Regions from separate parts of the Homo sapiens genome. Here region 2 is linked to region 1. The links are chromatin contacts, found by Hi-C or POLR2A ChIA-PET in ENCODE. All regions are on one chromosome and are shown on one strand. Each heading gives the region's core, a stretch centred on a gene start or an enhancer-like site at or near the end of the contact. The rest is flanking DNA. Distances are from core to core; before and after follow the strand shown. Region 1 holds the start of LINC02029 (long intergenic non-protein coding RNA 2029). Region 2 overlaps KCNAB1 (potassium voltage-gated channel subfamily A regulatory beta subunit 1).

Evidence for each region. Hi-C counts contacts between places; a loop is a spot of excess contacts on that map. ChIA-PET counts read pairs that join two places held with the same protein, here RNA polymerase II (POLR2A). Pooled maps may share reads with other maps.
Region 2: a map of HepG2 shows a loop between it and region 1 (9-fold over the local background). The contact joins the enhancer-like site here to the promoter of LINC02029 in region 1. A Hi-C loop is called at or near these places in 1 of 168 maps with a recorded cell type or tissue (HepG2) and 4 of 50 pooled maps. POLR2A ChIA-PET finds 5 or more read pairs at or near these places in 1 of 52 experiments (BJ).

The regions. Positions count from the first base shown.
Region 1 is chr3:157,080,574-157,083,273 of GRCh38, forward strand. LINC02029 (long intergenic non-protein coding RNA 2029) reads left to right here and starts at 1,268. Exons shown (of 3, transcript NR_135546.1): 1 at 1,268-2,345. LINC00880 (long intergenic non-protein coding RNA 880) reads right to left here. Exons shown (of 4, transcript NR_034007.1): 4 at 1,094-2,700.
Region 2 is chr3:156,382,552-156,385,251 of GRCh38, forward strand. The region is part of intron 1 of KCNAB1 (potassium voltage-gated channel subfamily A regulatory beta subunit 1); the gene reads left to right. Among named protein-coding and RNA genes, the nearest start is that of KCNAB1-AS1, 63 kb to the right of the region's middle. Within about 2 kb of position 1,356, at least 2 of the 41 ENCODE cell types and tissues checked have a DNase peak (open chromatin) inside an H3K27ac peak, as active enhancers do.

The sequences.
Region 1 (2,700 bases), core at 18-2,517:
TAATTACTTTCTTTGTAAGCCTGAATACCCAATCAGATGGACGCCTTCTGAACACATTTTTTCATATTTATGAAATACCTTTGAACAATGAAATCTGGAAACTCTGGCAACATCTGTGTCCAAATATATCCAAGTGTGTTTATGTTTTTAATTGAAGATCAAACAATTTTAGATGAACTCATCTATGGTATCATAGAAACTGCATATTTTTAGGTAATTCTTGAGAGCATTTTGCAAACTATTAAAGTAACTTGATATCATGCTATATCTTTAAAAGATATTTCTCAGCTGTGAATACTATTGGAATGAAATCGGGACTTTTCAAAAAAGTCTGCAGCATGAAAAGGTTTGCATATGAATTCTGATTCCATTAGAAAACCATTTCTTTTAGGACTGTTTTATCATTCTCTATTGGTTCATGTAATATGATTGGTTTGTTCTTATTCTAATTAAAGATGCAATTTATTAAAGAGTCTTTAACTTCACTAAGGCAAAGTTTAAAAAGCTTCTAATCAGATATTCTTGGTAGGCAGGAGAACTATAACCTTCAAACTCTCTGATGTTGTATGAAGCAGCTCTCATCTCTACACAAAGATTTTCACTTCTGTGATCTGGCCTGGTAAAACATTTATTCCTTTATACTCAGTCCTAGTTTGTTTTAGATCTGGGCCTCTGGGCCCATTAATTTGTATAGGATGATAATTTGTATAGGAAGACAGGTGTGCTGTTTTTCTTCAATCCTTGAGGATATTAGGAAAAACTTTAACCAATTAAGGGATCCCATCACCTGACGTTTCTTTGGGGAAAATGACTTTTGAAGGCATGTGGGGATTGTCAAGGAAATAATTTTCCCTTTAAATTACATGTTTGTACGTAAGAGGAATGCTGAGCAGGATATCAAGAGGCAGTGGTCACTCATGGCACTATTTTCAAAGTTAGTTAAACAAGGAAACCAACTCACATTTCCCCAGTTTAGCTTTTCATTTTTAAAACTTGCTGAATTCAGGTACATCTCGATTGCTCGTGGTAATAAAGGAGACATTAGGCGTGGATAACAAGACCGCAAATGGTGAGTAAAGCAAGACACCAGGTATCATTTCTTTCCTGTTTATTAACATTCACTCCAGGCTGTATACTTTGGTTACCATGGTCGCGTGGTGTCTGATGTCACAGGCCAAACCATATAAAATCACAGAGGCCACAACAGGCAGGAGGAGCGGCCTGGCTTTGTCTGAGTCAGGCAGCCCAGCGTGTGGGATGCCAGGCTGGATGTGCTGGGCCTGACCAGCCGCCCGCTTTCCTCTTCTCTTGCCTCTGCCTGCCCCCTGGTGGACAGCTGGGGTAAAGCATGGGAGTGCGCCTTTGGGGTCTCAGTGGGGCTGAAATACGACTCCTCCCCTAGGACAGCCTGCCTTCCCCAGCCTTGTTCTCCGGCAAAGTCAATTTCCTGGAGAATCGAGGCTCTGCCTCAGATGTTCGGAGCCTCCGCAGGATGAACACCTCCATTTCAATTCCAGGGGCTTTGATCAACCTGTGCCTCCCTTGATCCCCAACTTGTGGGCACCTTCCCTTGAGCAGTGCCCCCACGAGGTACACCTTTCCCGGGAAACAAAAATCATTCCTTCTTTGGGTCCTGCAAGCTGTAAAGAACCAATACAGCACTGTGCTACTGAACATGTTGCCACTATAGAAGCCCCTTGTGTTTTGAAGAGTACATCTCTATAGCCATTCGTTTATTCATCAGAAACCAGCTAGAAGCCAGGCCCTGTGCTGGGCGCTGGAGACATGGAAGAAACTGGGCTGAGGCTCCCGCCTTGAAGAGCTTGTGGCCCAGGGAAGGGACAGTTCATCTGTCATTGATTGCCACGTGACAGTGTCTATGATGCTAAAAAGATGCCAGTGCTGTGCTGCAGGAGCAAAGGCCGTGGAGGAAGAGGCTTTGGCTTTGTTGCGAGTCCTTGCCAGAGCCAGGCAAAGCCAGTCACCGCTTTGTTCAGATGACTCAGGTAAATAAATGAGGCCGCACAGGCTGTCCTGACACCACACACCTCTAGAATACCCTGGCTGTGCTGGGAGCTATTGGTGTCAGCTGAGTATTTTCATCCCTGTCCAAGTCACAATGATCTGACTGTACCAGCCTGTGTGGATGTTGCTAAGAGGAGGCAGACAGCACCATGAGCTCCCTTAGATGACGATCGGCATGATGTTCCTGCTGTGGCAGCGCTCAGCTCTTGCCAATGCTCTTCTCTGCTTTGCTCACTTTAAGCCTCCCTTAATTTTTTTGAAGCCCAGTTTCCACATTGCTGATTCACAGATATGCAAGACTCAGGCAGGAAAAAAAAAAGGTAATTATTTCAAATGACTCAGGCGCCCTCCTTGACTCTGGGATCTCTGTACAGACTTGCACTTTAAAAGCTGAGGGTAATGATGTTGTCATTTGTATAGGAAAGGCTGGAAGAAAAACACATTAGTGTTCTTCCAAACTCTTGACTTTTGGAAAAAATTAGCATAGAGAGGATGGATGCTCAGCCATGGCCTGACATCGAATGCCTAATGCAGAGGTGAAGACACCTGCACAGTCCCATGCACTGGCGAGCTTCCTGGGGACAAGGGCAGTGCCTTGATCACCTCTCTTCCTCGTGCAGTAAATGTTTGTTGGATGAATGGTTGTCAACTCTAGTCCTGTCAGTCCTCCCTGAG
Region 2 (2,700 bases), core at 106-2,605, 700 kb before region 1:
CTAGTCTTTTTGTGATACTGGTTGGTGCCATTTACCGACTATTTTTTGTCCCACTAGCTTCTGGGAACCAAGTAGAGTTGCATTTTGTGGCCCCCTTGTGGTGAGGTGGGGCCATGGGAACAGTTCTGGCCACTGAGTGGGAAGTAGAAGGGGCAAGTGTCTCTTCCTGACTGGAGCATGGAATTGCCAGACTGAGACTGTCCCAGGTTGTTTTTCCCTCTGGCTTTGCAAGCAACCACTTTGGGATCTCCAAGTGACCACCATAAGCAGAGCACCCTGCCTACCTGCAATGAAAAAGAAGCCTGAGGGCTTGTTACATGTCGCTGAGGTGTGGAGCTTGTTAGCGCAGCCTAACCTAGCTTAGACTGACTGATAACCATCCTCTGGTGATTTGTACACAGTCAGCCTGATGCCAGGCTTTGACAAACTCGGGCTAGATGATCTTTCGGGTGCTTTCTACGTCTGAACTTTGTTGGTTCTGTAAACAGGTTATTAGCTATTAACTTCTGGTAAGATGCTTACTGGCCATCCGATGGGAAAAGCCCTTGTCAGGTCTTTCTGAGAGCTGCTCTTGCAAAATAGGCAGTGTGAAGAGATTAGATTGGGGATGGGGGCAGGGCAGAGCTCTCAGAGAGAGCAGCTATATAGTTGGGAGCAAGGAGTAGGTACATTCCCAAGGGTCAATTCAAGTTGGCCTGAAAGCCAACTTGGCAGCTGGAATTTCTATTTCTACTTTTAACAATTCAACATTTCCTGCCACTAGAATTTGTATATAAATGAATGGGTAATCTGCTTCAGGGGTTTTCATCCTGGGTGAAGATGGTCCCTTAAAATTTTGCTTGCCTGGAAACCCTTTTGTATGAGGCCTAAACTCCTTAGCACTGTAATTTAGGCCACTTCAATCCACTCTTAGGATAAATACCCATCCTGATTTGCCCAGAATTATCCCAGTTTTGCACTGAAAGTCTGGCATCCTAGGAATTCCTCAGTTCTGGGCAAACTGGGACAGTTGGTCACCCTACAGGCCATTTTGTTTCTTTCTAATAACATCACTGTGAAGATAAATTCTCCTCACCCCACCCTGATACTTGGCAAAGTTAGGTTTCAAGCTCTTCCCATGTGCTCTGGCTCAAGTCAGAAAAAAATAAAACCTCAACAGCTTCTGTTCTGCAGAAAGAGGTTTACAGATTTCAATATGCTAGCCAAAAAGAAAAAAATTATTCTCAGCTTGATTCTTTTGCCAGCTTGATAGGCATCGGCAGAGATGGGTGGTTTCCAACAGCGTTTTTCGCCCCTGAGCTGGTTTTGAGCCTCGCAGCTCTGCCACTTGACGGCATCCAGGTTTCCAGACGCTGGCAGGGATGCTACAGTCTGTCACCATCAGGCCTGCTTTGAGTTTTTCTGTTCTGACAGCTAGACAAGATGTCATTTGAAGGGTGTTTAGTACTTGGGTGGTTGTTTTCAGGGTGGGTGAGCCCCAGAGTAGATTTGATTCAGGAAACATTAAATGTTGGAGGCTGGTCTGTATCCTACTTGAAGAGTCAGATTAAAGGGTTGTATAAAATTAGGCACTTTTTATTCTGCAATTAAATAAGTTCACTGCCCTTTTGCTAAAAATGGATAATGGACAACTGAATGGCAGCTTGTTGGAAAATGGTGAAACCCAGAGTGGCTAAAGCTGATACAGCATTTGCTTCACCACCGTCTTTTTACAAGATATTATGAAGTGACTAAGGAGAGTATATTCAACTTTCAGAAAATACTTCTGAGTGAACTCTTTGCCTGAATGTCCTTCTACTCTGCAGCCTAGTAGCCCGATAGTAAAGAATGATTTGCTGAAAAGCCCGATTTTCCCTTTCTTCATCACTCTCTTCCCTCCTTTAGCTCTCAAAAAGTCCTGGGTCTCAGACCAAAGGTTGTTCTAGAAACAACTTGCTCTTGGAGAAATGTACCAAAGGAAAATGGAGTGCAAAAGCAAAAAAAGTCTATTTCTAGGGAGACCAAATTAGGAAGAAATGAGAACATGAGATATGAGTAGAAAGAAAGGAAGGGAAATAAGGACCTTTCTAGAGGCAGGGATGGTTCATGTGGTAGGCAGTCATTAGGTGCCAGGGAATATAGTTGAAGATGTGCTGGGATAGGCTTCTTGTTTCATATATTCACACTGGCACAGGAACCGCATCAGAACTTGTACTATTTCTTCTTTTAGATGAAGTTGGGTCCTCCTCAGAAAACTTCCATTCTGTGAAAACTCCCTTGGAATGGATTCCTCAGAGAGGTTTTGTTCTTCTGGCAGGAGAAGGAGGGCACCTGAAGGGGTAGGGGCACCTGGAAGGTGAAAAAGCATGGGAAGGAGGGTAAAGGCAATGAATATCATTTTTTCTACTTCAGTACCTTTCCAACAGCTGGCCCCATGGGAAGGAAAAGAAAACAAGAAAGAGTAAGAATAAAATTGTTTGGATTGGACTTTTCTCCTAACCAACCTCCTCATGAATTTAATCTCAGTAAGATTTGTGCAAGTAGAGTTTGCCTTAATGTCATTTATTTCTTTAAGACTTTGGCTTTTCCTGCCAATGCCAAAGTGCCAGTCAGAGTACCTTTAGGGCTTTCTAAATCTGGGGCTTTGAGGGAGACATCCGTGTTTGAGAAACATGTGCCCTAAGGAAGCTCAGAGATGAGGATGATGATAAAAGTGCTACT